6 separate regions of the Homo sapiens genome follow, and regions 1, 2, 3, 4 and 5 are each linked to region 6. The links are chromatin loops, found by intact Hi-C in ENCODE. Cell type or tissue: dorsolateral prefrontal cortex. All regions are shown on one strand.

The links. Peaks named below come from ENCODE experiments on the same cell type or tissue, not always from the same donor. Only the 100,000 strongest peaks of a DNase experiment are listed, where the experiment ranks them.
Region 1: a loop joins it to region 6, with 3 times the contacts of the local background. A loop is called at or near these places in 5 of 110 quality-filtered maps.
Region 2: a loop joins it to region 6, with 7 times the contacts of the local background. A loop is called at or near these places in 10 of 110 quality-filtered maps.
Region 3: a loop joins it to region 6, with 4 times the contacts of the local background. A loop is called at or near these places in 3 of 110 quality-filtered maps.
Region 4: a loop joins it to region 6, with 3.0 times the contacts of the local background. A loop is called at or near these places in 71 of 110 quality-filtered maps.
Region 5: it touches region 6 in a loop (5-fold over the local background); 24 of 110 quality-filtered maps call a loop at or near these places.

The regions. Positions count from the first base shown.
Region 1 is chr7:104,899,758-104,904,757 of GRCh38, forward strand. The region is part of intron 2 of LHFPL3 (LHFPL tetraspan subfamily member 3); the gene reads left to right. The region is part of intron 3 of LHFPL3-AS2 (LHFPL3 antisense RNA 2); the gene reads right to left. Among named protein-coding and RNA genes, the nearest start is that of LHFPL3-AS2, 24 kb to the right of the region's middle. In dorsolateral prefrontal cortex, no CTCF peak of the experiment used is centred here; no DNase peak of the experiment used is centred here; H3K27ac peaks cover 2,598 bases.
Region 2 is chr7:104,765,537-104,770,536 of GRCh38, forward strand. The region is part of intron 2 of LHFPL3 (LHFPL tetraspan subfamily member 3); the gene reads left to right. Among named protein-coding and RNA genes, the nearest start is that of LHFPL3-AS1, 36 kb to the right of the region's middle. In dorsolateral prefrontal cortex, a CTCF peak has its summit at 2,788 (motif pointing right); a DNase peak (open chromatin) is centred at 2,811.
Region 3 is chr7:104,792,275-104,797,274 of GRCh38, forward strand. The region is part of intron 2 of LHFPL3 (LHFPL tetraspan subfamily member 3); the gene reads left to right. It overlaps LHFPL3-AS1 (LHFPL3 antisense RNA 1), which reads right to left. Exons shown (of 4, transcript NR_034141.1): 4 at 4,232-4,675. Among named protein-coding and RNA genes, the nearest start is that of LHFPL3-AS1, 9.3 kb to the right of the region's middle. In dorsolateral prefrontal cortex, no CTCF peak of the experiment used is centred here; a DNase peak (open chromatin) is centred at 3,022; H3K4me3 peaks cover 484 bases; H3K27ac peaks cover 3,527 bases.
Region 4 is chr7:104,229,199-104,234,198 of GRCh38, forward strand. No RefSeq gene overlaps it. Among named protein-coding and RNA genes, the nearest start is that of ORC5, 24 kb to the left of the region's middle. In dorsolateral prefrontal cortex, CTCF peaks have their summits at 2,412 (motif pointing right) and 2,613; a DNase peak (open chromatin) is centred at 2,403; H3K4me3 peaks cover 839 bases.
Region 5 is chr7:104,641,466-104,646,465 of GRCh38, forward strand. All of the region lies in intron 1 of LHFPL3 (LHFPL tetraspan subfamily member 3), which reads left to right. Among named protein-coding and RNA genes, the nearest start is that of LHFPL3-AS1, 160 kb to the right of the region's middle. In dorsolateral prefrontal cortex, a CTCF peak has its summit at 2,343 (motif pointing right); no DNase peak of the experiment used is centred here.
Region 6 is chr7:104,845,491-104,850,490 of GRCh38, forward strand. The region is part of intron 2 of LHFPL3 (LHFPL tetraspan subfamily member 3); the gene reads left to right. Among named protein-coding and RNA genes, the nearest start is that of LHFPL3-AS1, 44 kb to the left of the region's middle. In dorsolateral prefrontal cortex, CTCF peaks have their summits at 3,101 (motif pointing left) and 3,307; DNase peaks (open chromatin) are centred at 271 and 3,101; H3K4me3 peaks cover 829 bases; H3K27ac peaks cover 3,276 bases; H3K27me3 peaks cover 533 bases.

The DNA of each region.
Region 1 (5,000 bases), 54 kb after region 6:
GTCTTACTCTGTCACCCAGGTTGGAGTGCAGTGGCGTGATCTCAACTCACTGCAACCTCTGCCTCCTGGGTTCAAGTGATTATCCTGCCTCAGCCTCCCAAGTAGCTGGGATTACAAGCACCTGCCACCATACCTGGCTAATTTTTGTATTTTTAGTAAAGACAGGGTTTTACCATGTTGGACACGCTGGTTTCGAACTCCTGACCTCAGGTGATTTGCCTGCCTTGGCCTCCCAAAGTGCTGGGATTACAGGCGTGAGCCACCGCCGTGCCTGGCCGCCAATTTATTAGTTCTCATCAAATGCACTAAGAGTCAAGGATGCTACACTGTCACCCTGCCATGGACCTGTCTTCTGGGCTTCAATAGTAAAAGCCTTTCAACCTATGTAAAATATGGAATGGCTTCATGCCAAAACTGGACAGTTAATATTATTAGGATTTATAAATCAGCAGCAACATTCTATTTTCAATGTGCCTGGGTAAGGCCTGCCAAGTAATTGTGCCTGTTTTCTTGCTTTTAATATATTTCACAGTGTTCCTTAAGGGGAATGAGTGGAAGAAGAGAAAGAGACGTTCATGAGTTAATTGAAATCCCTTCTTGTGAAATACTTACTTTCCAAAGAAAAAAACACATGAGAAAGTGTTGTGCCTTGTGTCAAAGTCTCATTGTCCACTGCATACAGAAATAGCACAGAATTATCAAGGCCTGACTCTTAGGCCATTTTCTGCCCCTTCTCACCGAAGATCTGCATAAGTAGCTAGAATAATTTTAGTAATTATCCTCCATCGTCTCCTGTGTTGAAATCGGTATGTCAGATCCAAAGGGAGACAGGAGGAGTCAGCTCTCCTGACTGTGGGGGCTCCAGACCCTAATTAAAAAGGTCAGACAGGAACAATGAGCAGAAACCAACCACAGGAGACATTTCAACATCTGTAAACACGTGGAAAATTCAGCCAAGTAGCATTTAGATAGCCTGGACAATAGGGCCATTATAAATGCTGCACTCATGAGCAGTGATTCAAATGACAGCTTTGAAAAGGATTTGCAAAGAGCCCTTTGGAAATGTAACATGGGCAACTCCGAGCCCATGACATGTTACAAGGACAAATCTGACTGAACAAAGATCCAAAGCAGCATTGAATGACTTATTTATTCATTCCTGCTCTGTACAAACCTGGGAGAATGTGACATATTTTAAATTACCTCCCCTGATAGGCAACATCCATGGTGCATGGGAAATGTTAGCCAAGTTTTTAAAAGAGCAGAATGTTTCACAAGGTGGCAATTACACCACACTGATGCTTCCACCAAATTCTGCAAATTGTCCTCGTGTCTCACGGTCTTAAGACTGAAGGAGTGATGGCCACATCTGGAGAGGAAAATTCTGACTTTTATTTCCTTCCACTTACTCTCTTTACAAATCTGTTTGAAGAGCTAGTCCTTGCCAAGCCTTCAGGTGGAAAACTCTTCATGTGCATACTATCTAAGTAGTTGTAATAACATTCTAATTTTACTCCCCCAACAAAGTGTTTTCCTGATATTCTGTGGGGAGTGGTTGTGTTCTGATCACAGCTGGTTATTATTATTCAGCCTAAGAGTCTGCAGAACTTCTGCATGCCCTGGGGTTTCTGTTGCGTGGTGGTGTCATGCAGTAGGAAGAAAAAATATGCTCTGGTCGCAGTGTCTAAGTAACTCAAATCCAAGCAAACATTCCCAGCACGCCTTCTGATGAGCAGCATGCACTCATGGGCAAGGCTGGGATTAGGGTGAGGCAAGCTAGGTACCTAGGGGGCAAGCTTTTTTGTTTTTTTGTTTGTTTGCTTGTTTTTTGAGACAGTCTTGCTCTGTCATCCAGTCTGGAGTGCAGTGGTGCGTTCATGGCTCACTGCAGCCTCGACCTCCTGGTCTCAAACGATCCTCCCACCTAAACCTCCCACATAGCTGGGACCACTGGTGTGCACCATCACACCTGGCTAATTTTTTTTTATTTTCTGTAGACACAGCATCTCCTTATGTTGCCCAGGCTGGTCTTGAACTCCTGGGTCAAGCAATCCTGCCACCTTAGCCTCCCGAAGTGCTGGGATTACAAGCATGAGCCACCACGACTGGCCCTGCAAGTTTTAAAGAAGCACTCACCTCACACTTGCATGACCCTGCAAGTGAGCTCCTTAAATTTTATACCCTAGACACTCACTTGCCTCACCCTATTCCAGGCCTGGCTCACTGGCTTCACACTTTCATTTTCCCACTTACTTCTCAGCTCCCTGCCCACCACAGATACTGTGGGTCAGAAGTACAGTCCCAGAGTTGACAATACTCAACAAAGAAGAAACCTTTAATGGCCAGGTGCAGTGGCTCATGCCTGTAATCCCAATACTTCAGGAGACCAAGGTGGGAGGATCACTTGAGTCCGGGAGTTTGAAACCAGCCTGGGAAACATAATGAGACCCCATCTCTATAAAAAAAAATTTTAAATTAGCTGGGCATGGTAACGCGTGCCTGTGGTCCTAGTTATGTGGGAGGCTGAGGTGGGAGGATCATTTGAGCCTGGAGGTGGTAGAGGCCACAGTGAGCTATGATTGTGCCGCTGTAGTCAAGAAGCCTGAGTCACAGAGCAAGACCCTGTCTCAAAAAGAAGAGGAGGAAGAGGAGGAGGGAGAGGAGAAGGAGGAGGAGGAGGAGGGGGAGGAGGGAGAAGAAGAAGAGAGCTTTAGGAATGAAGGACTGACTAATCAATAGTGAGATTAGGCCGGGTGCGGTGGCTCACTCCTATAATCCCAGCACTTTGGGAGGCCGAGGTGGGTGGATCACCTGAGCTCAGGAGTTCGAGACCAGCCTGGCCAACATGGTGAAACCCCATCTGTACTAAAAATAAAAAATTAGCTGGGCATGGTGGCGCATACCTGTAATCACAGCTACTCGGGAAGCTTAGGCAGGAGAATCGCTTGAACCAGGGAGGCGGAGGTTACAGTGAGCCGAGATCACGCCACTGCACTCCAGCATGGGCAACAGAGTGAGATTCTGTCTCAAGAAAAACAAAAAGAGTGAAGTTACAGCGAGGGATCTAATGAGGGATTTGGCCATATGAAGGCCACGGGTGACCCAAGACCAGAGCAGATTCAAGAAGGGTTGTTGATGAATGACCTGTTAGGGTCAGGCCCCAGGCTGTGGGCCCAGATGATGAAGGAGAAAGAGAAAGTTTTGTGAAACTGGCCGCAAATGTTCCCGGAACCTTCCTGTAAGAGAGCTGAGGATCTTCCCAGGGAGACATCTGCCCTGCCGGAGGCTTCCTTCTCCCCTCTACCTCCCGCAGGTATGGGTGTCACTACCCTGGGGTCTGATCTAAAGTCCTTCCAACACTCACTGCTCCCTTCCCAGCCCACTGAGAACAGGTCTTACCCTGACTGGGATGCAGCCTTAGATACATGTACTTCCTTCTTGGCAATCTTACTTTTCCTTCATCCTGTGATGTCATAAAGTCAAACCAGGCAGCTTAGCACCAAGGAGAGAGAAACAGGGAGTCTCTGGTTCATGGATGCCAACAAATGATTCACACCAAAGCAGGCTTTTCTATTATGAAATTAGGAGTGTACTTACTTGAGAACCTCAAGAAAATGAGGACTACCCTCCTGACCCCGTTTTCCCCTGCCCCACACACACATAGATGGCCCTCTGTGGTCTCCCTATTCATCCTTCTAGTTATACTTTTTTTTTTTTTTTTTTTTGAGACAGCGTCTTGCTCTGTCACCCAGGCTGGAGTGCAGTGGTGTGATCTCAGCTCACTGCAACCTCTGCCTCCCGGGTTCAAGTGGTTCTCCTGCCTCAGCCTCCCAAGTAGCTTGAGACTACAGGTGCCTGCCACCATGCCTAGCTAATTTTTGTATTTTTAGTAGAGATGGGTTTTCGCCATATTGACCAGGCTGGTCTCGAACTCCTGACCTCAAGTGATCTGCCCACCTTGGCCTCCCAAAGTGCTGGGATTGCAGGCATGAGCCACAATGCCCAGCCAATTTTTTATGGCCACATAGTATTCCATGGTGTATATGTACCACATTTTCTTTATCCAGTCCACTACTAATGGGCCCCTAGGTGGATCCCATGTCTTTCCTATTGTTAATAGTGCTGCAACGAACATATGAGTGCATGTGTCTTTTTGGTAGAAGGATTTATTTTCCTTTGGGCATATAGCCACTAATGGGATTGCTGGGTTGAATGATAGTTCTGTTTTAAGTTGTTGGAGAAATTTCCAAACTGCTTTCCACAGTGGTTGATTGTTTTGCTTTTAATAATATCTAAAGAAAGTATTCCTTTCCGTAGGGCTTCTGCCAGCATGACTCAATCTCAGATAATCATTATAGACTAATCATCATTATGACATGATCATATTTCAATTATCCTCTGTGTAGTCTGGGTATATTAAAGTAACCGTGAGTTCTCTTGCTGAGAGAAGTTCATTAAGATCATAATGTGGATACGATTTTTTTAAGTGTGTTGAAAAACAAGGGGGAACATACCAAAAACAACAACAGAATGATCCAGAGGATTTTCTAGCACACATTCAGAAACCATATCTTATCTTGTGTTTTAAAGGGCTCTGTGACGCAAAACCTCGGCTGGGCACAGTGGCTCATGCCTATAATCCCAACACTTTGGGAGGCCGAGGCAGGTGGATCACTTGAGGTCAGGAGTTCAAGACCAGCCTGGCCAACATGGCAAAACCCTGTCTCTACTAAAAACACAAAAATCAGCCAGGTGTGGTGGCACATGACTGTAATCCCAGCTACTGGGGAGGCTGAGGCAGGAGAATCGCTTGAACCTGGGAGGCAGAGGTTGCAGTGAACCAAGATCATGCCACTGCACTCTGGCCTGGGTGACAGAGTGAGACTCCATCTCAAAAGTAAATAAAAATAAAAACAAATAAATAAAAAATAAAGTGCTCTGTGATGTAAAGCCTAACAGGCTGTTTCCTTTTGGCCCAAATATGGCACACCGTGACCAGC
Region 2 (5,000 bases), 80 kb before region 6:
TTTCCTTTCAACCTACCTTTTGCAAAGAAAGCCATTTCCCAAGAGAAATTACAAAGGCATTTTCTGCACCATCTTTAACTAATAGTTATTGAGCTTATACATGTACAAAGTGCAATACTGAAAGGGCAAAGGACCAAATTCTAACTTTCTGCAAGATACTCCGTTGTTTCTCCCATGATGACCTTGTAGCAGCAGAGCAGAGCCCCATGATAGAGGCTAAATTATTGTAATTCTCTCCCAACAGGTCTTTCAGTGGGCATTTCCGCTCCCCACAGTTTATATGCAATGCAGATGTCTGATTACTGTAGCACAGTGATGGAAGTCCAGGCTCCACACACTTGTGCAGAAGTGTTCAGGACAAGTTCTGGCAATCCTTCATGGTCAACATCAAATGCATCCAACCTCCACACTCCTGACCACTACTATGGAATAGTTTTGAAACTTCACCATGTTCTTCCCTGTTTTGTAGTCAGCTCTCATAATTTGCTAAACCCTGCTGTATGGCTTGTTTCAATATCTTTTCTGCTATACCATCATTTGTTCCTGAGTTGGCACAGAAATCCATATGATGATACGGAATGATCCTAATGCTAAAGTAGTTTCTGTGGATGGTAATGTCGAGCTTTGTTGGTATCTTGGCTTTCTAGAGAACAAAAGAAACTTTGTTGATATGGGAGATTATCTAGAGAGCAATGAGTGGAATGATCAAAAACTAAATCGTATTGACTTGAGAGTCTGAATGCCATGGGAGCAAGGCTTTGGTAGAGGCCAATATAAGGAGCACTATCTTTGACAAGGCTCTTACATCCTCTTAGAAAGTCCAGCCACTAGGGACATGAACCAATAGCAAAGAGGATCTTTCACTTGGATTGTTTCTCATCTATGCTGATTTTCTCCACCTTGTACATTTTCTAATGATCTTAACTTTAAAACTAAAATACTTAATGGGCTAAATTTCACCTGGAAAACTATAATTGGCCCTCTCATTAGGATTCCATTTTACTGCCAAGCCCATGAAATTACTGGGGAAAAGGGAATGGAGATTTTCGTCTTCCTCCCCAACCATGAGGAAGCCCCTGAAAAAGAACCTCTTGGGTTCCTTGGCACACAGTTTGAAAACCATACTTCTAATCTTGTGCAAGAAACTTCTGATTCTGGGACCCTCAGATGAGTGGCAGAAGGTTGACATCAAAGGATGAGAAAGAGAGCAAACATTCCTTTCTGCTTGCATTCTCTCCACCACTTCCCACTCCCATTATTTTTCTCGTAATTTCCTATTCTCTTAAGTTTTTCTGCTCTATTATTTTGCCAAACTGTGGCAAAGTTCAAATTTGATGGACACCAAACCCAAAACAGCTTAGCCTTGGTTTGCACACCAAATTCATGCATTTTATTTCCATTATTATTTGCATTTAGCAGAGTTTATAATCATGAGAAACATTGTAATTTGCTTGTCTTTATCATAAGGAACTTCGATTTTCTTTTTAAAAAGCTGAAAGAATCACTGAATAGCTTCAAATTTTGAGTAAAGTTATCACAAACATAATAAAAGTTAAAGTTCTGATTAAATGCGATAAGGTAGGACTTCCTGAAGAGTGACATTTCTCAAAGTAACCATTATTTACAGACTCTGTAGTCTGCTAGGTTAGTGCCCTTGGTGAGAAGACTAGCAGTGGTCATATAGAAACTGTCACGATCAGAGCAGCTCCGGGTAAGATGGAGCTGAGAGAGGCCATTTGGCCCTGCAATCAGGGAATGAGCTCCGAAAGACACTGTGAATGCTAGAGGATCTGCAAACCCAGAGGTGCCTCTGGCAGATTGCTTCTGTCTTGGAGAGGACCTAGAGAGAATATCTGAAAATTCAGGGAACAGCCAGAGGAATCACCCCACCTCCGATATCATGTGATCCACAGAAGGCAATCTGCATCTCTCTGACTGGTATTTATATAGTTTCTGGGTAAAGTTTACATTTTTCATTCCTCCAAAATGAAATTTAGGTACCCTGTGTACACTTTTCTTCTTTTATAAAAGTATTCTTAGCTTCCTTTCTTATACTGCTTTGTATCTCGAAGTACTTTCCTTGAGCCTCTCAAAGTACAAACAATAATTAAACCCAATCTTGCAACTTCCTCAAGAGGTAGGGAGAAATTTTATTGAAAAAGACGTGGAAGTTAGATAGATTAATCAAAGTATAGTACCAAATCCACGGGTTGGCTTGAGAACAAAAGCCCAGAGTTCAGTGGCTTCCAACTCCCTTTCTCAACAGTCACCCATCAGACTTGGTTTCTTTTTCTTTTTCCCATTCCTAAGGTAATTTTTATTTACATTATCTTCATGTGACTTGGCCTTTAAGGAAATTGTAGAACAAAGGAAATAAATGAACCTTGTGATTTCATCTTTGCCTAAAAGCAAATATTTCCAGACTGTTTTCTATCCTCTCATCCTCATCACATGGTATCCCATTTGCTAATCCCTAAGTCTCTGAGATAATGACTCTTTCAGCAAAGAAAAAGAAGCTACTGACTTCTTCCCCATCAGCCTTCATGGAAAATACTCATGAAAGACTGAAGCAGATACCCAAACACCCTTGTGATTATTCTCGTGAAAAAAAAAAAAAAAAAGCAAGAACATTGCCTCTGCTTTCCTTTGACTTACTGGAAATATCTCAGATTTATAGTTTTTATCTTCATGTTCTATGTCGTTTGCAAGTACAGTGACCTGGTCAGTGGGCTGAGGGAGTCTGAGAAGTTGCTGGGAACACTTTTTCTTGCCTCAGTAAGAAAAAGTTGACACCAGAGGGCAACGTATCATTGGCCTTTTGTGAACCGACATCACACTCCCATCTCCAGGGAGTGCAATCACCCTTGGCATGGCCATTTTTATTAATGGAATCAGCAGAGTTGGGCTTGAGCCTGCCCTGTCACCCACACACCTAGGGGTGCTGTGTGACTAAGTGGTATCAGATGACAATGCAGGGAATTTCTAAGGACCCTTAGTGTCCCTTTGTCATCTACAGATGCTCCTCTTCCTAGCAGCAGAATCCCTGCTAGATAGCCAGCTGGTTGTATTATTTCTGTGACTGGCAGTTTTCAGACAATGAGAAATCGATCCAGCAAGCAAAGCCCTCGGCACAAAGGATTAGGTTGACTTTTATTTCCAGGAACAGAATACCACTCCCAGCATCCTCCTTTTAGATGACAACTTTGTTGCCACCTTCCATCGGAATGAAACAGCCCTCTCTCCAGATGGTCTATTCTGTTGCACTCTTTAGTAGACAGAAATCCTTCATACAAATGTTAATCAGAATATTCAGATACTTTCATATCCACATGCAAACACAGCCATTGGATAGTATGAGTGAAATAAAATGGGATGCCTGAACAAAACTTCTCTGAACACCAGCTTAGTCTTCCTGCAAGATTCCATCAGCTGTTGACTGCAGTTGCTATTCAGTAGTTAATCCAGAAACCAGATTTCCCTCTGTCATTGGGGAAAGAAATAGAGATGTAGCTATCATTTCAAACATCTCAGGAGTTTCTCATTAAATACTTACTTTTTCCATCTAACCAGTGAATACAACAGAGAACCAGCAGCCTTCTGGCTTCATGTTATCTATAGAAGCACAGTTGAGCTGTGTTCAATTGCACTCTTCAAGTTTGAGCAGAGAGGCCTATGAGCAGCTGTTCTTACTGTCATTAAGAAGGGACCAGGAAGAGCAAGTTTTGAAGACAAAAAGACATATTTCAGCAAAACATTAATGTCCATTTCTTTTTTGCCTTTCAAAGTACAAGGCATTCTCCTTAAACAGCCTAAAGCCCAAATTCTCAAGTGTAGGATTGTTAAAGAAAGTATACATCTATTAAGTTGAACCAGAGAAAATTGCCAACACTAAAACTTTTTGACCTATAAAAATAGCAATTTCTTTTTTTATTATTATTATACTTTAAGTTCTGGGGTACATGTGCAGAACATGCAGGTTTGTTACATAGGTATACACGTGCCATGGTGGTTTGCTGCACCCATCAACCCGTCATCTACATTAGGTATTTCTGCTAATGCTGTCCCTCTTTTAGCCCCCCCAACCCCCGACAGGCCCCGGTGTGTGATGTTCCCCTCCCTGTGTCCATGTGTTCTCATTGTTCAACTCCCACTTATGAGTGAGAACATGCGGTGTTTGGTTTTCTGTTCTTGTGATAGTTTGTTGAGAATGATGGTTTCCACAATAGCAAAGACTTGGAACCAACCCAAATGTCCATCAATAATAGACTGGATAAAGAAAATGTGGCACATATATGCCGTGGAATACTATGCAGCCATAAAAAAAGGATGAGTTTACGTCATTTGCGGGGACATGGTTGAAGGTGGAAAAAATAGCAATTTCATATGGTTCAATCTAACAGGAAAAAATTAACATTTTATTTTTGACATACAAAATTTTGCACCAAGACAATTGCTTATAAGCAATATAGGATTTTCTGAATTTCTTTATTTAACATATCAAGGGCTAAGAAAAAGGGTTTCTCCCAAACCCCCATTTACCTTTAAGGCTCAGCCAGAAAGCCAGAGTCAGCCTGGTACGAGATATTCTGGAACTACAATACACTGTATCTCTTACAGAGTTATCAAGGAAGGTTGCATAGTTACTTCAGGAGACTTAAAGGAAAAAGGTAGATCACTTCCTCTGAATGCCATGGAGGGATGTATTATATGACCCCAAACAGAAGACAAGTGTAGCATATGAGCAACTAAAAATTCTGAGGCTCTAAGAGGCTGACACTCATTTTGAGTTTGGAGTGCAGGGAGCCAAAGAAGTGGAATCACAAACAGAAACAGGTTCTATAAAACATAGCTGAGTTACTTGCCTGCTCATGGTCTCAATAAAGAGAAGGTAAAAGATTGGAGAAGTATACCATTAACACTGGCATTTACATAGCAGAGCTTTCTCTGAGAATATCCAAATAATTTTTCATGTACACACAAATGCTGGACTTAAATACTCG
Region 3 (5,000 bases), 53 kb before region 6:
TTGACAGCCAATAAAAATAAAAACAAAAATTCCAAGCAAACTCCTTTCTGGCCAGCTTCTGGCCTGGAAGCCATAGCAAGTGTCTCACCCAATTTAATCCAAAAACTGCTAGAATTCTCCGTGAGTCCAGACTCTATTACAGATGAATTAATTATCTCCGTCATGGCTACTTATTTTAGTTCACCTTGACATGGTACCATCCATGACTAAATAGCTTTTTCACTATTGGCTCTTACAGTTCCTCGAGACTGCTGCCTCTGGGTAAGAGAGTACGAGGCTGTATATAATGTTTCCTGGAGAGCTCCCACAAGCACTTTGTTCCTGTACCTTGTTTTTGCTACTATAACTTTACCCCCTTCACTTACCAGACAGGGAGGATATATTCTGGTTTTCTCATATTCGGTAACTTATAGAGCAGAAAAATGAGATGATCCACAAATATGCTGAGTTTGGATAGCTGGTAAACTCAATTCTGCATCTACTTATCTTTCTTTCAGTACATAAAAAAACTGCTTTGGGAAGTATCTGACTGTGCAAAGAAGGATGTGTGACCAAAAGATGGAAATCTGATGTTTCCTGTGAGCTGACCATCAGTCTGCATCGGATCCTGCTATTTGCTAGCATTTTTTTTGTTTTTTGAGATGGAGTCTAGCTCTTGTCGCCCAGGCTGGAGTGCAATGGCATGATCTTGGCTCACTGCAACCTCTACCTCCCAGTTTCAAGTGATTCTCCTGCCTGAGCCTCTTGAGTAGCTGGGATTACAGGCACCTGCCACCACACCCAGCTAATTTTTGTATTTTTGGTAGAGACGGGGTTCCACCTTGTTGGCTAGGCTGTTCTCAAACTCCTGACCTCAGGTGATCTGCCCACCTCGGCCTCCCAAAGTGATGGGATTACAGGCGTGAGCCACCGCGCCTGGCCCTGCTAGCATTTCTAAGATGCAGTCAGAACATCCTTGCGCAACTGGGTGGTTAATAAAGCATGTACATTTACATCACCTCCTGGACAAAAGAGGGGAAAAACAGAGGAGAGGTGGGAAATATTTGTAACAGAAAACCAAGTGTTTAAATCAACATGAAAGCAGGCAAACAGAAAGGCTAGCTTTGCGTTACAGGAAATAAGATGTAGAAAGCTGGTTTTTCATTGTGAAGAAATTTTAAAAGCAGTCCAGTGATATTTCTGACTCTGGGTTTACTAAGATGTCAGTGGTAAAAAAGCAATATTGTCAAGAATAATAATATGTCAGGGTAAAAATCAATAGCAGCCACAAAAAGGTAACACATTTTTCTAAAGAATGGTTTGAACTAACACTCACAGTCATTAGAGTGACCGAGCAGCAACCAGCTGGACCTGCACTGACAGCTGACCAGACAAGAGCTGGGTTTGTTTTGGTTTGGTTTTTTAGCAACTTAACTCTAGTAGCCTTGTCTCTAACTATGGAAGATTATAGAGCTGCCAACTTGATTATGATGAAAATCTGATGTCAAAATTGAATGTGGTTTTCCTTCCCAGTCTCATTTTTGAAACTCGAACTCTTGTGGTATCTCCCATAGGAGAAGGTGGTGCCCAAAGAAACTGTGGTAGTGGAAAGCGAACTGGTTTAGGGATTTTTAGACCCATTAATATAACGTTTAAACACAAGCAACATTAGTCTAAGGTGTTAGAAGTCAAGATGGAATCACTCTTAGAGAGGCTCGGTGTGGATGGGAAGGGAGCATAAAGGAACTGGAGCTGTTTCTTGAGCTGGGTGCTGGCAAGACAGATGTTCCCACTTTGTGAATTCACTGAACATACACGTATGATCGGCACACTTTTTCTTATATACTATAGAAGTATAATACTACACATTACACTTCAATAAAACACAGTAAAAAGCCTCTGCATTCTCTTAACAAATCTGCTCTAAATAGCCAACAAATTTTGAGGAGGTCACTTGAACCCTAGTTTCTTTCACAAAATGAGATAGTGGACCAGAGGACCCCAGACCTGAAACTTCTTGGTGCTGTCATCATTGGCACATGATGAATGCATAGCGTTGGTATTCCTGCTATTTGTGACTCAAAGAACAATCAAAACATGGGCAAAGTTGCCACAGGCCTTCCCAGAAAAGGCATGAACTGAAAGCTATATAAATTTGCCACATGGGGAATGGTGTTGAATAACTGGAACCACAGGGCTGATGTTGATAGCAAAGAAGTAGAATTACGGTGGCTGTCAGTGTGAGCCCTACTTTAAAAGCAGATGTTCATCACACAGCTAGTGATGTGTGCGATCACATTAAATTCAAGAGCCAATGTTTCTTTAATAGTTTCTTCTCAAAAATAGCTGCTGGAAATTATGGTTCCATTAAAATAGGCTACAAGAATTTCCATCTAATCAAGCAGTTCAGTGTTTCAAGCAGTTCCTTTCTTTTCTTGTTTAATATAAAGTGAATTTAAAGGTGACCTGCACCGTGACTGATTGGCAGTTAGAAAGAATCAGCCTCTGTGTCGTCACTTAGAAGTTGCCAATCACGTCACACAATGGATGGGAAAAGACCAAGGTCTGGGTTGGAGGGAATTTGCTGTTCTAATAGGAGAAATTACTGCAACCTCCTTTGGATAAGAAAATGAGCTATACTTATCTCCCTATGTGCTTTTCCTACAACTTGAGCCTCTTGGAAGACAAAATATGTGTAGCAGGAAGAAGGAAAAATAATAATAATCCAACTAGGTGGTTAGCACCTGGATAACAGATCCACAGAGAAGTTCTTAAAACCTTTTTATTTTCTTCTAAAGCGTCTAAAGTCCCCTAGAAACAAGTCACCTGATTCTACTAAGCCACCTGCCTCATCCCACTGAAAACCTTTCCGGAAAGATGGGCCAGACATGCTCTCTGATGGCCATTCGTCTTCTGAATCCCAAGAATAATCCTTTGGCACAAACATAGAAGTGTATTATTTGGTCTTCCAGCAAACATGAAGAGAAACAATGAAATGAAGGAAATGCACATCACGAGCTGCCACACAAGATCCTAATTACCATAATTTGACCCATCCTCCTTCCCATTGCCGGAAAGTCAGCCTTCTGGATGAGAGGAAGCCAAACCAGCAAGATAACAGGCTTCTGTTCTCTCTCCCCGTCCCTCGCCTCTTTCTTTCTTCCCCTCTTCCTTAAATGATGTTCATTAAGACAGCGATTCTTCTAACAGTTTGTATGCCTCAATTGTATTAGGGAAAGCTTTGCATGACTTGAAAAAATGAGCCAGAGAGAAGGAAGAGGGGCTGAAAGAAGCAGACACACGTTGTCTTTTTATTCCCCAAAGCAACTGTCAGTCTCAGAATATTTTTGTAGAACCTGCCAGAAATCTCTCTGGAATCATCCCTGTTGGATACAAGGACAGTAAATCTAAAAAGTTCAGGTCTTCTGTGGTATAAATCAGAAACTCTTAATAATTCAGAAAAGGCCAATTTAAACTCCACATGTCCAGTCACATCAATAACACCACTCCCTCTAGCTCCAAACAGCCCCTAGAATATTTCCTTTTCCTAGATTACTCATAGCTTTGCCTTGTCCCTGACTTCCCCCAAACTACTTGAGTAAGTTACTTTGGCATAGCTTCTTACATTTAGGCAGCAAATGAGCCAGGATGGGAGACATACAAAGTGTGTTAACTTCGTTCCTATTAGAATTCACCTAAAATATACCCATTGAAATATGGATCTAAAAGCCCACCCCTGCCCACCCCAGTGCCGGGGCTTCTGCCTTTTGCTGTAACAAGTGCTGTAGAAATTGTCTCCACTGTCACTCTTCAGCTCACGTATGGGATGTGATGGGATTTTTCAATAGCAGCTTTAAATCAGCTTGCTGAGGCCTCAATAGTGCAGCCCCAAGTTAGGGCTCGAGGAAGCAGGTCCTGAAGTCACAACGCTCCTGGTGACAGCATGTGCACTGACACAGTGGAGGACTGCTTCACTGACCTTTTGTATTTTAGAGTGTGTGACCGGGGGGCTGGTTTGTTTTCAACCATTGTGTAGGGAAGACACAATTTAGCAAGACAAAGGACATGTTTTTTAAGAAGCAGAGATATCGAGAACTGGCATCCTTTTTGGCATTAGTGTGGAGGTGGCCAATCAAGACAGGCTAGGAGTGATCCAAGTCATTGGAGGAACCTAACAGAGAGTAAATGATTATGAGGCCGTATTTGAAGGCCGTGAAGTCAGTAAGAAAAGAAATGCATGTGATAGTGGGAGTTTGAAGTAAATCTATATTTTATTTCCAAGTGACCTATGAGTAGAGGAAAAGGCAGCCAGTAAGGTACGGAAAATGAGGCCAAATTGGAGTCAAGGGCTACCAATCAGGCAGGAAGGACATGACAGGAAATCTAGTTAATTCAGCTTATTAGTTTGGATGGTTGAGACTGCTAGGTCTTAGAAAACCCGGCTCAAAGTGCCTTAAACAAAAAGGACATTTTTGGCCTAAGATAACCAGAAGTCCAAAGGTAGGCAGTCTTTAACTGTGGCTGATCCAGTGGCCAATCATTTCATCAAGGACCTAGGTTGTATCTGTCTCTCTGCTCTACCATGCATGGTGTCTGCTCCATCCTGAGACTGGGTCTCCTGTTGGTCAGAAAGTGGATGCCTATGCTTTCTCGCACACATCCAGGGAAAGCAGGGGAGTTACTCCCAGAACATATCCTAAAAAAATGAAAAGAAAGTTTCCCAAAAGCTTCTGCAAACCTTGCATGGCATCTCATTAGCCTGAATTGTATCTCGTCTTCTTTCCTGAAACAATCACAGTTAGTTTGTATTATTTTGTTTGGCTTAAGTGCATCAAAGTCCACTCCTGGTGTCAGAAAATGGGATTAGCTTTGCCTAAATTAATGGTCAGCATGGAGGAGAGATAGAAAACTAACCAAAGTCAGCAATCTCCTAGGAAAAAGAAAGAGGAGATGCACACTGCATGGGCCACTGTGATCATCACTAATGCTGTTCACCCAGCATTTCTGAATTCCCACCTTCC
Region 4 (5,000 bases), 620 kb before region 6:
CAACAATGACTGCCAGGATACTGAGTGGAGCAGTGGCCATCATGAGGTCAGGAATACTAGGAGAGGGAAAATGAATTCTGTTTCAGGCAGGTAGAATATGAGGGGCCTGGAAAACATCCAAATGGTGATGCCAAGTTAGCTAAATGATTCAGGAGCTCAGGAAAGCCATTTGAGCTAAACACTTAGATTTAGGAGTCATTAACATTTAGATGGTTGTGAAATTCATATAATAAGTGAAGTCACTCAAGGAGAATGGATAGAATGAGAAGATAAAAGAAGGAGAGTATGGAAGCCTGAGAAACATTAGCATTCAGAAGTGAGCAAAAAATAGAGGAGTATCAGATGGAGAAGGCCTAGGCAGCCAGAGAAATTACAGAAAAATTAGGAATGAAGAAAGAGGTGTCATAAAAACTACGAAAGATTTAAGTAAAAGGGAATAATCAGCAGTGTTAAATGGCGCAGAAGGTCAAATGAGACATGTACTGGGAATTGTATTAACCCATCCTCTCATTGCTATAAAGAAATATCTGAGACTGGGTAATTTATAAGGAAAAGAGGTTTAATTGGCTCATAGTTCCACAGGCTGTACAACAAGCATGGCAGCATCTGCTTCTGGGGAGGCCTCAGGGAGCTTTTACTCATGTCAGAAGGCAAAGCAGGAGTAAGCTGTCTTCACATGGCTGGAGCAGCAGTAAAGGTGTGGGGAGATGCCACATGATAACTCACTGATTATCATGAGAACAGCACCAAGGAGAAGGTGCTAAACCATTTATGAGAATGCTAAACCATCTCATGATGGTGAAAACCATTCATGAGAAGCTGCCCTCATGATCTAGTCACCTCCCACCAGGCCCTACCTCCAACACTGGGGATTATAATTTGACGCGAGATTTGTTCAGGGACACAGATCCAAACCATATCAGGAACATATTACATGTACTGTTTTGTAGATTGCTTTACTCCTTACAGGAAATTGTGAATATGTTTTAATTTCAGGAACTACAGATCTCCAGTGTAATTTAAAATGGCTACAACATAGCTGTTACATAGAATTCATTTGCATAGGTGCACCGTGATTTATTTATCCAACCACCAACTAAACCTTAAAGTTATTCTCAATTTTTCCTTTTATAAAAATTTCTCTGAATATGTTTGTATATAGATCTTGATGTGTTCAATTATTTTCTTGGGTTAACATCCTAGAATTGGAATTACTAGGACAAAATGTCTATAGAGTTTGAAGACTTTTAATGTATTTACCAAACTGCCTTTCAGTAAGCTGATTCTGAAACTTCTAGATTAAACCAGGGAGACTGGAAAAGGGGTAGGTGGTCAGTAGTGTCACCTGATTCTGGGCAGAAAAAAAATGGACATCCTCTAGAGAGAAGCATCTATGGATGGGAACTCCATAGATTAAGATCAAACAATTGCAGGGCCTACTATTGCTGGAAAAATTGCTGGACTGACCAAAGAGGAGGGGGCAGGCATGCCCTCCCCATTCTTGAACAGTATTGACGTGAGCTTTCCCTGAGCCAGAGGCTGCACCATCTGGAGACAGCATGCCAAATTAGGAAAATCCCTCAATTGAGTGGAGGGGTTGTCAAGGACAGTGATGAGGTCTGGCTCTGGGCCCATTTCCTTGGGTGTTCGTAGGCAGCTGCAGCTGTGGGATAGAGAAAGAAAAAAGCAGAGGACTGATAGAAAAACCCTGACTGGATGCACGAAAGCTTCTGGGGCTGGGTAAACGGGAAAGAAAAAAGCTGGAGCAGTTTTTTTGGGGGACTGGGGGACCTCTTGGAAAGTCAGTGAGGAGGGAAGAAAGCCATGAGGAAGACAATGGGCAAGAAGGTCCTGGGGATGGCGAAATTCGATTCTCCTTAGAGATCAAGGAAATTGTCCTTGCCCTCCAAATCCACAGCCTCCCAGTCCTAGAAGGTGAGTGTGACCCGGCCAGGCCTCACGCTGGCCCCATCCACCCAACCCTGGTGCCGCCCTGCAAACCAGCGCTAGCAGAGAGCCAGAGGATTCCTACCCTGGTCGTGTCTGTTTGGACTGGAGGACACGTGTGGGGCTTGGTCGTCTGCTTCATCCGCCCTCCTTTCCCGCTCCAGGGGGGTCGCTGATGCTCAAAGCAGGGAGCACACTTCTTACCGGACTTAGTTTTTGGTCTTTTGCTAAATCTTGACAGTTCATCACGACTCCCTGCTGATGGCTTCCAGAGTGGAGGGCCAAGTCTGACCGGAATGCCGTCTGAAATGGGAATGAAGGATCGAAATTGTGGGAGAAGTCTCTGCCCGCGACCCCTGTCCCCTGGCCGTAGTCCTGGTCACCCGGGAAAGGACCTCAGCTGATTGCTGAGAGGAAGATTCAGATACTGAAGGTAGCGCTGCAGCTACTCGGCTCTGCCTCTAGATGTCACCCTTGGAGTCAAAATAACAACTGGCTCCCGAGAGCTGCTCACATCACAAGGAAAGGACCCAGAATGTGCCTTGCCCCTCAGGGATTTAACAAACCCCAACTGGTGAATTAGACATATCCGAACCCCAAAATAAAGGACCTGGGGTGCAAGGGGAAGCAAATAACTGCTCACTCTCTCTCCTCCCGTGTCAGGTATGTGAGGAGAGCTGAGGTTAGAGGATGGAATGATGGTACCGCAATGAAAGTAACTGATAGAGATTCCAGGACTCTCTTTTGCCTGGACAATGAACTAGTTTGGGCAGGAGCTACCTTCCACCCGCAACAGGAACGGCTGCAACTTCTTACTGGCCCCAAGACTTCTAAAGTGCTAGGCAGCTGGGTTTCCCAGAAAATTCCTGTAAACAGCTAACATCTAAATTAAGTCAACATCAAAATGAGCATTTCCCTATCACCAAGTAATCTATAGTTGGCCCACTGAAAAGATTATTCTTATGCTCTCTCAATTAAAAAAAAAAGACATGAGAGGAGAGGGGTGCCTCTTCGCCTCAACTTGGCCGCGTGTCCCACAGTGGCATAGCTCTCGACAGGGTAGAGGAAGAACTGGGACCCACAGATTCTTGCTCACTGTGAATGTTGCCCAGCACTGCCTGTTCCTCACCCATGCCATGTGATACTGCAGAATTTACTTTAATCCATCTCACCACACTGCAGAATACCAAAAACAAACAGAAGATCATACAGACAGAGTAAGAGGAAAGTCAGATACCTAACAGGGAACCACAAATAGCAAGTAGACTTCTGACCTCAACAATGAAGATCAGGAGGGGGAGAATAGCTACAAAGTGCTGAGAGAACATATCTAACTCAAATTTTGTATGCAGAAAACCTTCCTCCAAGAATGAGAACAAAATAAATAAATTATTTAATTTGATAAATAGAAACTTAGTTTGTCACCAACAAATTTACACATAAGGAACACGTAAAAGTTAACTTCAAGAAGAAGGAAAATGATATGAAAGGGAAGGTCTAAAATCCAAGAAGCAATGGTGATGAAAGTGGTTTACAGATAAATCTAAAACATTACAAAAATGATGATAATAATAGTGATAATGTCTAATTTGAAGGATTTGAAAAGGGACAGAAGTAAAACATGGGACACAAATGACATGCAGATGGCAGGGAGCTGATAGGAGTCTAAGCATTCCAGAGACTCTCCCATAGGGGAATAGGTTAAGATACAGTATCAACTGTAGACATCAGTACACTTTTTAAAAACATATATTGCTTTATATAAATAAAATCTTACATAAACTTCATAAGGGAAAAAGAGAATGTAAATCTGAAAACTCTAGAAGTATATAAAGTAGAAAGTGGAAATCTCTCCTTATTTCTATACTTTATACTTCCCAGATGAAATATTTTGTTTACATGCATATGTGCACCCATACACACAAGCATAACCTTTTTTTTTTAAACAAAAAGATCACTCTTTATCTTGCTTTTTCACTTAGGAATAACTGTGGACACTGCTCCAATTCAATATGTTTGTATCTACCTCATTCTGTTTAACTGCTGCATAATATTTTATTGTTTGAAGCTACCATAATTTTTAAAAATTCCATTGATACGTAGTTTGGGGGTTTTATTGTTGCTACTATTATTTCATATAATGTTGCAGTTGACATTTCTCTACATATATTTGCTAGTTTGTGTAATTATTTCTATAGGATAGATTCCTAGAAATGTATCAAAAGATATATGCAACTTTTATTTTGATAGATACAAATTACCCTTCAATCCACAACCCCACAACAACATATGAGAATGCCTGTTACTCCCCACCCTCCTCAACAATGGATATTATAAATCTTTTGAAAGTTTTTCATCTGATAAGCGAAGATAATTTTTAAAACTTGTTGTTTCAAGTTGTCTTGATTGATAATTAAGGTATCTTCTTGTCTTTTTATTGGCCATTTGCTTTCTTCCCTTGTGAATTGGTTATGCATACCCTTTACTTATTTTTATTGGGTTTTAGCCTTGAGTTGATTTCTTGAGATTTTTGAAGTGTACCTGAACATATAATAAACTGTACAAATTTGAAGGGTACAGTTTGATAAACTTTGACATAATATATACCTGTGAAACCATCACCACCATCAAAATAATGAACATATCCTCACTCCAAGAAGTTTTGTCATTACTCTTCATCATTCCACCCTCTTGCATCCCAGCTTGGATCAAGGCAACCATTGATTTGCTTTTCATCACTACAGGTTAGTTTGTATTATCTAGAATATTTTTGTATTTTGTTACTGATATGTCATAGTTGTACATGTATTTGGGGTACATGCAATAGTCTGAAGCATATATACAATGTGTGTTGGTCAAGTCAGGGCAATTGGGCTACCTATCACCTCAAACATTTATCTTTTTTCTTTGTGTTGGGAACATTACAATTCTTTTCTTCTAGCTGTTTTGAAATATACAACAAATTATTGTTAACTATAATTTCACTACTGTACTATCAAATACTAGAACTTATTCCTTCTATGTAACTATATTTTTGTACCCCTTATAGAATT
Region 5 (5,000 bases), 200 kb before region 6:
ATTATCTCTCAATAAGTAGCCATCATTTGTTCCATTTTCGTTAGAGGTATACCAGAGAATCAGAACAGATTTCTTTTGGAGAAAGAGTAGTATTTGAGTATACACTTCCCTTTCTTGGAAGTTTCCATTACATGAAAAATGAGAGGATTTCTTTAGTGGATAGTCACTCTGCTGATGCGCTCTGGCCTGTGGTTTCCATGACAAATTCCTTCTTAAATTGAGGGGAGGGGGAAAGCTTTATATGATAGGAGAAACAAATTGGAGAGATTAGAAAGTCCCCAGTTAAAATGTTCACAAGATTGCCTGTTCACATTCTCAGAAAGATTCGGTTCTATCAGAACTTCATTTTATTATTTATAGGTATAGAAAAAAATACTTTCCCCTGTATGAAATGTAGGTGATTACCGAAGAAAATGACTTTTCATGGATGTGATAGGTATCTGTTATCTATACCTCAAAATAGTAGCTGATGTTTTTGAAGTAATACATAAGTGATGAAAAGCAACCCAAGTTTTATGCCCAGACATAACAAAATGGACAATAAAAATAACAGATTTTTATGTTATTACTTTTTTTTTTTTTTTTTTTTTTTTACAGAGTCTTGCTCTGTCACCCAGACTGGAGTGCAGTGGTGCAATCTCAGCTCACTGCAGCCTCTGCCTCCCAGGTTCAAGCGATTCTCATGCCTCAGCCTCCCAAATATCTGGAATTACAGGTGTGTGCCACCACACCCAACTAATTTTTGTGTTTTTAGTAGAGACAGGGTTTCAGCATCTTGGCCAGACTGGTCTCGAACTCCTTGCCTCAAGTGATCCGCCCACCTCAGCCTCCCAGGTACAGTCGTGAGCCACCGTACCTGGCCCTAGGTTATGACTCTTAAAGATTCTTCAGGAGCAGTATTTAAATTACTTCACACAGAGATTTTCTACTGACCAACATAACTTCCAAGATTCACAAATTGCTTTATTTGCTATTCCTCCCCTAGAGTAATCTGGTTGTTCTGGAATAAATATGGTAGAGAACAAACATAAATAAGAATGTTTCCAACTGAAAATTTTTGTTTACTTCCCCCTTCAATTTCTAGAGCTCAGTATAAGTTGTTTTTACAAAATGAAGCTTCTCACTTGGGAATTTTTTCTCTCCTTTCTCCTCCTTATTAATAAATGTAGAGATTCTTACCTCTCCATGCAGAAATACAGCCACTGCTTGCCCTCCTCTCTGGTTCCTTCCCATAGCCTGGGCCCCCACTCTCACATGCAGGGTGCGACAGGAGAAGGCTGGAGAGCATCAGGCTTCCATCTGCTGCCAGATCCGTCAGAAGGCAGCTGGTGGAAGCCTAAGCCCCTGAAGGTTCCCCCTTTACCAGCAGGCATTCCACATGTAAAAAGATTATACAACTATAACCCAGCACCTGCTTCTTGAGCTGTCATTGTGTTGTTGTTATTGTTTTAATCTTGTGATACACAGTGATTTTTCAGTTTTCTCCAGTTTTACAAAGTTAAAAGCTTACCTTCTTTTTAGTCTAACTTTAGTGATATTTGGCCAAGAATTTTTAAGGTTATTTATTTATGTCTTTTGTTTTCTATATTTTTCAAATAGAATCAGCTTTGTTTCTACTTTGCAGAGGGGGCATGAATCTGAAGTCTAAACTTCGGATAAAATTGGATCCACCAAATCTCTCCTTTTGGTAGAGCCTAATTTGTTCATCTGGCTCTCTCTATAGGAGGGCAGGCCTTCTGGTTTCATTTCCTTCTGACCCCTTCTTTACCAAGCTTTCCTGCAGGAAATAAAAAAGGGACATGGTAAATAAAAATTCTGAGCCTTCCCAGAGATTCATGAAAGCTTCATAAGACTCAGTTTTCTCATTTTTAAGATAGATGTAATAATAGTACCTACCTCAAACACTTTTTCTTTTGATTAAATGAGGTAATAGATAATTTCAGTATTATTCTTGTTGTTACTCTTAACTACTACTACTACTAGCACAAGGACTGTTACACATTAGATACCTACACTGTATATTTTTGTATGGATTTTCTTGAAGAGTTCCTAGAAATTTAAGTCTTGCAATCTCCAGGGTAAAACTAGAGCAGTAAAGAAATTGAGTGCCCCACAGAGGGCTTGCGGTCAGTAGAGATTAACCCTGGCTGTGCACTGGAATCACCCAAAGAGCCTGGACCCCACCCCAAAGGAAATAAATTATTTGGTCTGAGATGCAGCCTGGGCTTTTTAAAAGCTCCCCAGATGATTCTAGTGGGCAACCAAAGCTGAAAACTACTGGTTTTGCTTAAATTTAGATTTAGGCCACCTGCGCAAGATCCAGCAGGGGGCTCCATCTTCAGTGTAAAGCTTCCAAAAATGCCAGGGCATAGCTCATTTACAAAGGAACTCCCATCCTACGTGGTGAAACTTGCAGGATTTTCTTGGGTGGCTATTGAACCATGATCTTATCCATGAGAAACCCTGAGAAATCTATTGGTGAGCTTCGATAAGCTAATGTAGTTCAAATCCAAGCATCATTAACGGATGTCAACTACTAGTTCTTTGCTAAGTGTTAACTCTATGGGGAGAGTATAGCCATTGATAAAAAAAACTTTTCTCATTTCTGAACTGACAGTTGTCAAAATAGCTGGTCATTGATTTCACAGATTAGTCAAAATGCTAATTACCAAGTACCTCATTTATTACCAGACAAATATTTCACTGATGCAGTCATTAATTACAGTTTTGTTTGCTGGATCTTTCTAGCAAAACTCAGAACTGTATCTGTAGAGTGATCGATCCCATGGCTATAGGTGCAAAACCTCATGCCCCCCTCCACATCCTCTTTCCCATAGCCCTTGTGCAAACACTAACCCAAATGTTGCCTGCCAATGCTGTGAGAGTGCTTTACTAACTTTCCTTAACCCAACAGTTTCACAGAAACTCCTTTTTCATAAACTGCCTGTAACACAGGCACATAAATATTATTGGGTGATTATATGAAAGCCGACACAGGAAAAAGCAAGGATGCATTGGCAGCATCCATGCCCGCTCCCAGGAAAGCAACACCTGGAATCTGTCCTAAGACTCAGTTAGGAGCATTTTCTTCATAAAGTGCCAAGCTGAGCACTTTATGATGTTTAAGACTGAATTTTCTTGGTAGAAGGACTCGTTGATATTCAGCAGTATGTGATATCCAGCAGGAGTCATGGCTTTATACTTAGCTGTGGAGCTGTGAGGGAGGCCTTGGAGCAGACTCTTCTCCCTTGTTAGTGCCTGTTGCTCCCGCTTGGGACATTCCTCCCCCTCCCTGCTGCCCATGTGTCTGTCATCTATCCCAGTGGTTTCCCGGCCCTGCTGAACGTAAGTATCACCTTGAGGAGCTTTTAAACTACAGGAGGCCCAAGCTTCATGCCAGATCAATCTTGAGCTATTGGCATGTTTTTAAAGCTCCTAAGTGGTTTTGAAAAATAGTGTTGAGGACCATTAACCCAGGTCTCTTCTCTATTACACCACCCCACCCCACAGCCCCTCTGCAGTTCCCAGACCTTGTCTCCACTGTGATCTTTCTATAAAAATGTTCCCAACATAACCAAGAGGCAGCCATTCAGGTTTTTCCATTGAATTTTATGCATGATTATCTGAATTCTTCATATCGCTTTGCCTGTGTAGACACAGCTTATGCTTTGCTTATTTCACATATGCATAGTAAACCCAGGCATTCTTCACTGGGTGGGCCGGGGTTATGGCTAATGAGGCTGGCCATAAAAACAGCTCTGTTTAATGATGCATTTCTCCAACTCTGTTTTTTTCAAAACTGCTTTATTTTGGTTTGCAAAGATTAATTTTGCCCAGCAATGACCCTCTTGGTTTAGCTTACTATTCCGCCTATTTATTTTTGCTTTCAAAAAGGGAAAGTGGGAGACAAAAGTGCATTAGAAACAAAACTTGGACGAGGATGGATGGTGTGCATATAATCCATGAAATATAATTGCCCAGTGAAAATAATTTTTTAAAAAATTCCTCGATGAGTACTATGTTCCCTAAGATGATCTCACAATAATTGTGTTCTTGACAAAAAGAGAATGCGAAGTAGTTCTGTGAAGGAAATCATGTATAAATGCAGCAAAATGTACCAAAGGTGCATGTCTAAATCTTCATGGAAAGTGAGGCAACTCTCCTGACATATTTGCTCTATTGGGTTTTCTTTTTTTTTTTTTTTTTTTTTTTTTAGATGGAGTCTTGCTCTGTTGCCCAGGCTGGAGTGCAGTGGCGTGATCTTGGCTCACTGCAAGCTCCGCCTCCCGGGTTCACGCCATTCTCCTGCCTCAGCCTCCCGAGTAGCTGGGACTACAGGCGCCCGCCACCACACCTGGCTAATTTTTTGTATTTTTAGTAGAGACGGGGTTTCACTGTGTTAGCCAGGATGGTCTCGATCTTCTGACCTCATGATCTGCCCGCCTCGGCCTCCCAAAGTGCTGGATTGGGTTTTCTTAAAGTACAATACACCTATGCTGATGTGCTTTGGAATAGGACTTTAATTCTCCTGGATAGGCTCCCCCATAGCTCTCCAGACAATGAGGTGTAGTGAGACATGAGGCTTCACCCTCAGGCAGGACTAGGTTTTACTCTAGACACCACCTCTTACTTACCAAATAACCAAGAACAAGGCACTTAACCTCTGTGAGCCTCATTTCCCAGATTACATAAAAAAGAGGTAATAACACTGATGTGAAGCCTAAGTACATTATGTGCACCAACAACCCAATTTGAGCTGTATTGTAAGTGGGCTAGTAAATCAGCTATTCCGTTGACAAACATGCATTTTAAAGAATTTGTTCACTTCCACTTGAGTCACTAGTTGCTCACCAAGGACTCCAAGTTTTATTTTCTATAGCACGCCCTAATCGCTATTAACATTCTTTAAGCTATCATCAACATCATTGTGAGTGAAGAAAAATAGCACTCCAAGTATGCACAATGAGGAATTATGATTCTGAGCTTTATTTCTGTGAAAT
Region 6 (5,000 bases):
CGCATGTTTTCTCCGCTGTTTTCTGATTCCCGCTTTCAGCGCTTAGCACTTGAGCCGCATGAAACTGCCGCTTTCAAGCCATAAATCTTCTGTCTTTGTTCCTGATTTTATATTTTTACTTCTCTCTCCCACAATCCCTGGCACTTGCAGCTGTCAGCCTGGCACCTCCCTGGGAAGGAGCTGGGGAGTCCTGGGGGATGTGTTTGGTTATTGTTCTCTGACAATGAGCACTTGGATGATCAGCTTTTAGGATTCTAGGCATGTGTCCACACTCTCACTGCAACATACTACTACAGTGTGAACCACGCATGTGGGCATCTCTGTACAAACCTTGTCCTTTGCTATGCAGTGTTCTCTGGGGCCACCACCCTTTGGTGGATTACGGCTGTGGGCGTCTCCATAGAGTGAATGCTAAGTGAAAGCAAACACCATTGTGCCAAGTAACAGGGCTAAAATGAGCCACGGAGAAAAGAGGCCATCTTCTCATGTATTATTTTCCTGTGTACACATATGTATGCGATGGAAACACGTATATATGTGGAACAAAACTGTGACTACGAAGGAAAAAGAATAATGGGTTCCAAGCCAGATATGGACTCTAGTGGCCCTTCATTGTACTGTTCACACATACACACACATGGGCACACACACAATTCCTTCTGGTGTTCCTTGATTTTCCATTACCTATATATCCAAACTGAGTGATTTCAATATGTGATAAACTGGATTTACAGAATAAATTGGGAAGGAGGGATTTGTCCCTAACAGCGTACCTGGAACATTTAAAATATGATCCTGACTGTGATTGCAGGGTTGGAACTGCCTCTTGTTCTCAATTTCACTGAAGTTTCTGTTGTGTGTTGAATGTGAGTTTGCAGGAAACTTCCCAAGTTAGTTGGAAGAGATGACAAGAATGTAAAATTAGAGGGGCTCTCATGAGATATGACTGAGCACTGCCCACACCCCTGCAGTGTTGAGACCCAACCCATCGTTTAGAAACAGAATTCTAGAGCTGATGAGTCCTTAGAGATGATAGAGCCTTGACTCCAGATCCCTTAATTCATAGAAAATGGCCAAGGTTTCAAGAGAGAAAGTAACTTGCCCAAGATGGTGGCAGAGCCTGGATTAAAACTTTATCCTCCTCTTCCCATCAAAGCATCTTTTTGTGTTATGTCCCAGTTCCTTTCTCTCTGGAAGAGAATCTCTTGCACACTACCAGGAGAGCCTTTTAAAAGTGAAGGAGGCTACATCCCGAAAAGGACCCCAGGTCCCTGTCCTGGCTCTGCTATGAAGTATCTGGATGAGCTTGAGAAAGTTGCTCTGCCTCTCTTGGGCTCCTCATCTGTAAAATGAGTTTGAAAGCAGCTGATTTCAAAAGTACATGATGCTAAGTTTGCTGAGTAACCTCAGGCTGTTTTTCATGCAGTTTCCTCTCAGCAATATTCATTTTCCACTGTAGGATTATGAAAAAAGTTATAGTCAGGCTTTGCAAATGGGGACAGCCTCCAGGAGCAAGGGCCTTGTGAATTTCTGTAACTAACTGAAGAAGAACAAGGGCAGGAAGAAGAAAGTGCAGATGAGGAGCACACAGCCTGTGCCCTTTACACAGACCTATCAAACTCAGATAGATGTGGCAAGCTCCGGTTTGGTCATCTCAAATCTGCCAATTTCAGTAGTTTGGGGTTATCCAGCTGGTATGTACTTCTCTTCTTCCTGAGATATCACTGATCAGGGCTCTGGAACTTGAGCAGACCCAACAGGTGAACAAGGTTACATTCTCTCCTTTTCAGTGTATTGCTGACCAAGTTAACAAGGCCAGGGAAGTCTCTGAGGCAGTCAGAGAATAATTCAAAAGCCAATAAGGCAAGAATAGAAACCCACATATGCCAGCTTTCAGCAGAGTTTTGAGATACATCCTTCCTTTACATAAAATTATGGAATTATAGTTATTAACCAAATATGCAATGTCGTTTTTTTAACAGAGCTTTCTCTTTCCATGGTAAGTAAATGGCATTTTTATGGTGAATTTTTTTTCTTGGAGACGGAGTCTTGCTCTGTTGCCCAGACTGGAGTGCAGTGGCACGATCTCAGCTCACTGCAACCTCCGACTCCCAGGTTTGAGCGATTCTCCTGCCTCAGCCTCCTGAGTAACTGGGACTACAGCTACATGCAACCATGCCCAGCTAATGTTTTGTATTTTTAATAGAGACGAGATTTCGCCATGTTGGCCAGCCTGGTATCGAACTCCTGACCTCAAGTGATCCGCCTGCCTTGGCCTCCCAAAGTGCTGGGATTACAGGCGTGAGCCACTGTGACCGGCTATGATGAATCTTTTTTAGAGAGCAAAAAATCATCACTTGATTTAACATTTTGGTCCATTTGGGTTTTCAGATATCAAGTTTAGCCGAATACACAACTTTTTCCAAAATAACACATCTAGTCTGCAGCAGCCTTCCCTGAATCTGACACTGATTCGAAATCTGGTGGGAGGAGCAGGACAGGATATGGTAGAATAGGGAAAATCACAGAAGTGGATCATTTCTTGTGTACTTCTTATGTTCTAATGCGCTGGACAAATAGCACCACAAAGAGCTATGGCCTCAGAAAGTATTACCAGGATAGAATTTCAGCTCCAGAATTTTGGCAGAGAAGGGAATGAGAGGCAGCTCATCTGGCTGGAAGGGTTGTACAAGAGGACTCTTGATGCCGCCTCTGCATGGCACTTCACATGAGATTGAAAGATGACAATCCACCATGTCATTTGAGGGAAGCAGCTGTTGGAGATAATGGAAGGGGACTATAGGCCCTTCTTGGCAACTATCACTGCCCTGGTGTTACCATTCCTTCTCCTGTGACAACGGTAGCACTGTTTGTTTGAAGAGGAAAATGGCATTCTTGGGCAGCCACACAAGACTAGTTGGTCTTCCCGCTGATGATGATGGGCAGGCAGGCAAGAGTCACGAGCTCTTTGCCTTAGTTCTCCCTTTGCTGGAGAGCCCCCAAAAAACAGCCAGCTTGGAGTTGGGGGTGGGTTTCAGGCTTCTTGCAGGTCCTTCTTTGCCCCTTCCTAGGATAATCATTGTCCTGCTGAGCCCTCTAGTGACCAAATTGGAAACTGCAGGTGTCTGAGGAAAGGGAGGGAGGGAGAGGAAGGGAAAAGGAGAAGGGGAAAGGAGGAGGAAAGGAGTCCTATGGGCTGCCCCTGAGCCACAGCAAAGCACCCCACTGTCTGTGCAAGCCTCAGCCTGAAATACTTTCTAAATATTTCAGAAGAAGGGGCACATCTATGGCCTGAGATCCTAAAATATCAGCCTGGAGGCCTGGTGGCATATCAGCATGCGAATATGCCAAGCTGGCTTCCTAGTTAGCCATGGTGATGATGAGAACTCTGCCTTTTTTTGTTTTTTTGGTTTTTTTTTTGTTGTTGTTGTTGTTGTTGTAGACAAAATCTCACTCTGTCACCCGGTTTGTCAGATTGCCAGGCTGGAGTGCAGTGGCGTGATCTCAACTCACTGCAACTTCCACCTCTGGAGTCAAGCAATCCTCCCACCTCAGCCTCCCACCCAAGTAGCTGGGACTACAGGCATGTGCTACCACACCCGGCTAATTTTTGTACTTTTAGTAGAGTTGGGGTTTCACTGTGTTGCCCAGGCTGGTCTTGAACTCCTGGGCTCAAGCCATCCACCCACTTCGGCCTCCGGAAGTTCTGGGATTACAGGTGTGAGCCACTGTGCCCAGCCAACTCTGCCTTCTTTTCTGCTTCTAGTTACTCCAGCTTAGTTCTGAGAACTACTAGAAGCTCTAGATTTGGCCAGGCCTTCATGTCTTGCCATAGAGGAAACCCCAAAACTAACTGAGCTCCCGAGAGTCTGAAGAACCAGCCAACAGAGCCTAGCCATCTGACAGAGACACACATTAATTTGCTCCCTCAGGGCCCTGCACAGACCAGCCTGGCTCCTGGGGGCTGGGTGGCCCTGCACTGTGTGGGGGCCAAGGCCCTTGGCCCACTTAAGGTTCACTGAAAAGTCAGTGACATGCGGCAGATTAATTAATAAGAGAAAAGGCATATAAATTTATTTAACATGTATACCTGGGAGCCTTCAGAATGAAGATCCAAAGATTCAGGAGAAATTGCCCATTTTTATGCAGAGGTTCAACAAAGTAGGGACAGCCATATAGAAATGTGATTGGACAAAAAGGTTAGGATCTACTGCTAATAGACTGAGTGGGGAAACCCAGCAGGGCCTCTCTGTCTAGATTCTTCTTGGCCTCTCTGAGCCAGCATTCCTTCCTTCTGGATGTGGGGCAGGACTCTCCCTGGAATGGGGGCCTTATGGCCCATAGTCAAACAAGGTGGATCAGAAAATTCCTTTATGGCCAGTTTTTATACAGATAGAGCAGAGGGAAAGTTAGAGTAATATATTTAGATGTTATGGCTGGCTTTGGAAAAAAAGGGTTCTGGTTTCTGTGACCAGCCTTGGGGAAGAGGAATTCTATTAGGTTCGTGCAAAAGTAATTGTGGTTTTTTTAGGCCGGGCGCGGTGGCTCACGCCTGTAATCCCAGCAGTTTGGGAGGCCAAGGTGGGCGGATCACTTGAGGTTGGGAGTTCGTGACCAGCCTGACCAACATGGAGAAGCCCCGTCTCTACTAAAAATACAAAATTAGCCAGGCGTGGTGGCACATGCCTGTAATCCCAGCTACTCAGGAGGCTGAGGCAGGAGAATCACTTGAACCTGGGAGGCAGAGGTTGCGGTGAGCCGAGATCACACCATTGCACTCCAGCCTGGGCAACAAGAGTGAAACTCCGTCACAAAAAATAAATAAATAAAAGTAATTGCGGTTTTTGCCGTTATCGTTTCTAAGGCTAGCCTTGGGGGAGAATGGGACTGGGAGACAGGAGAGCAAGAGAAGGTCAGAGAAGATCTTTTGCTTCTGAGCCTGCTTCTGAGGGCTTCATTTTGGGTGTTGTTTTCTGAGCCCCAACAACTGCTTCCCCAGA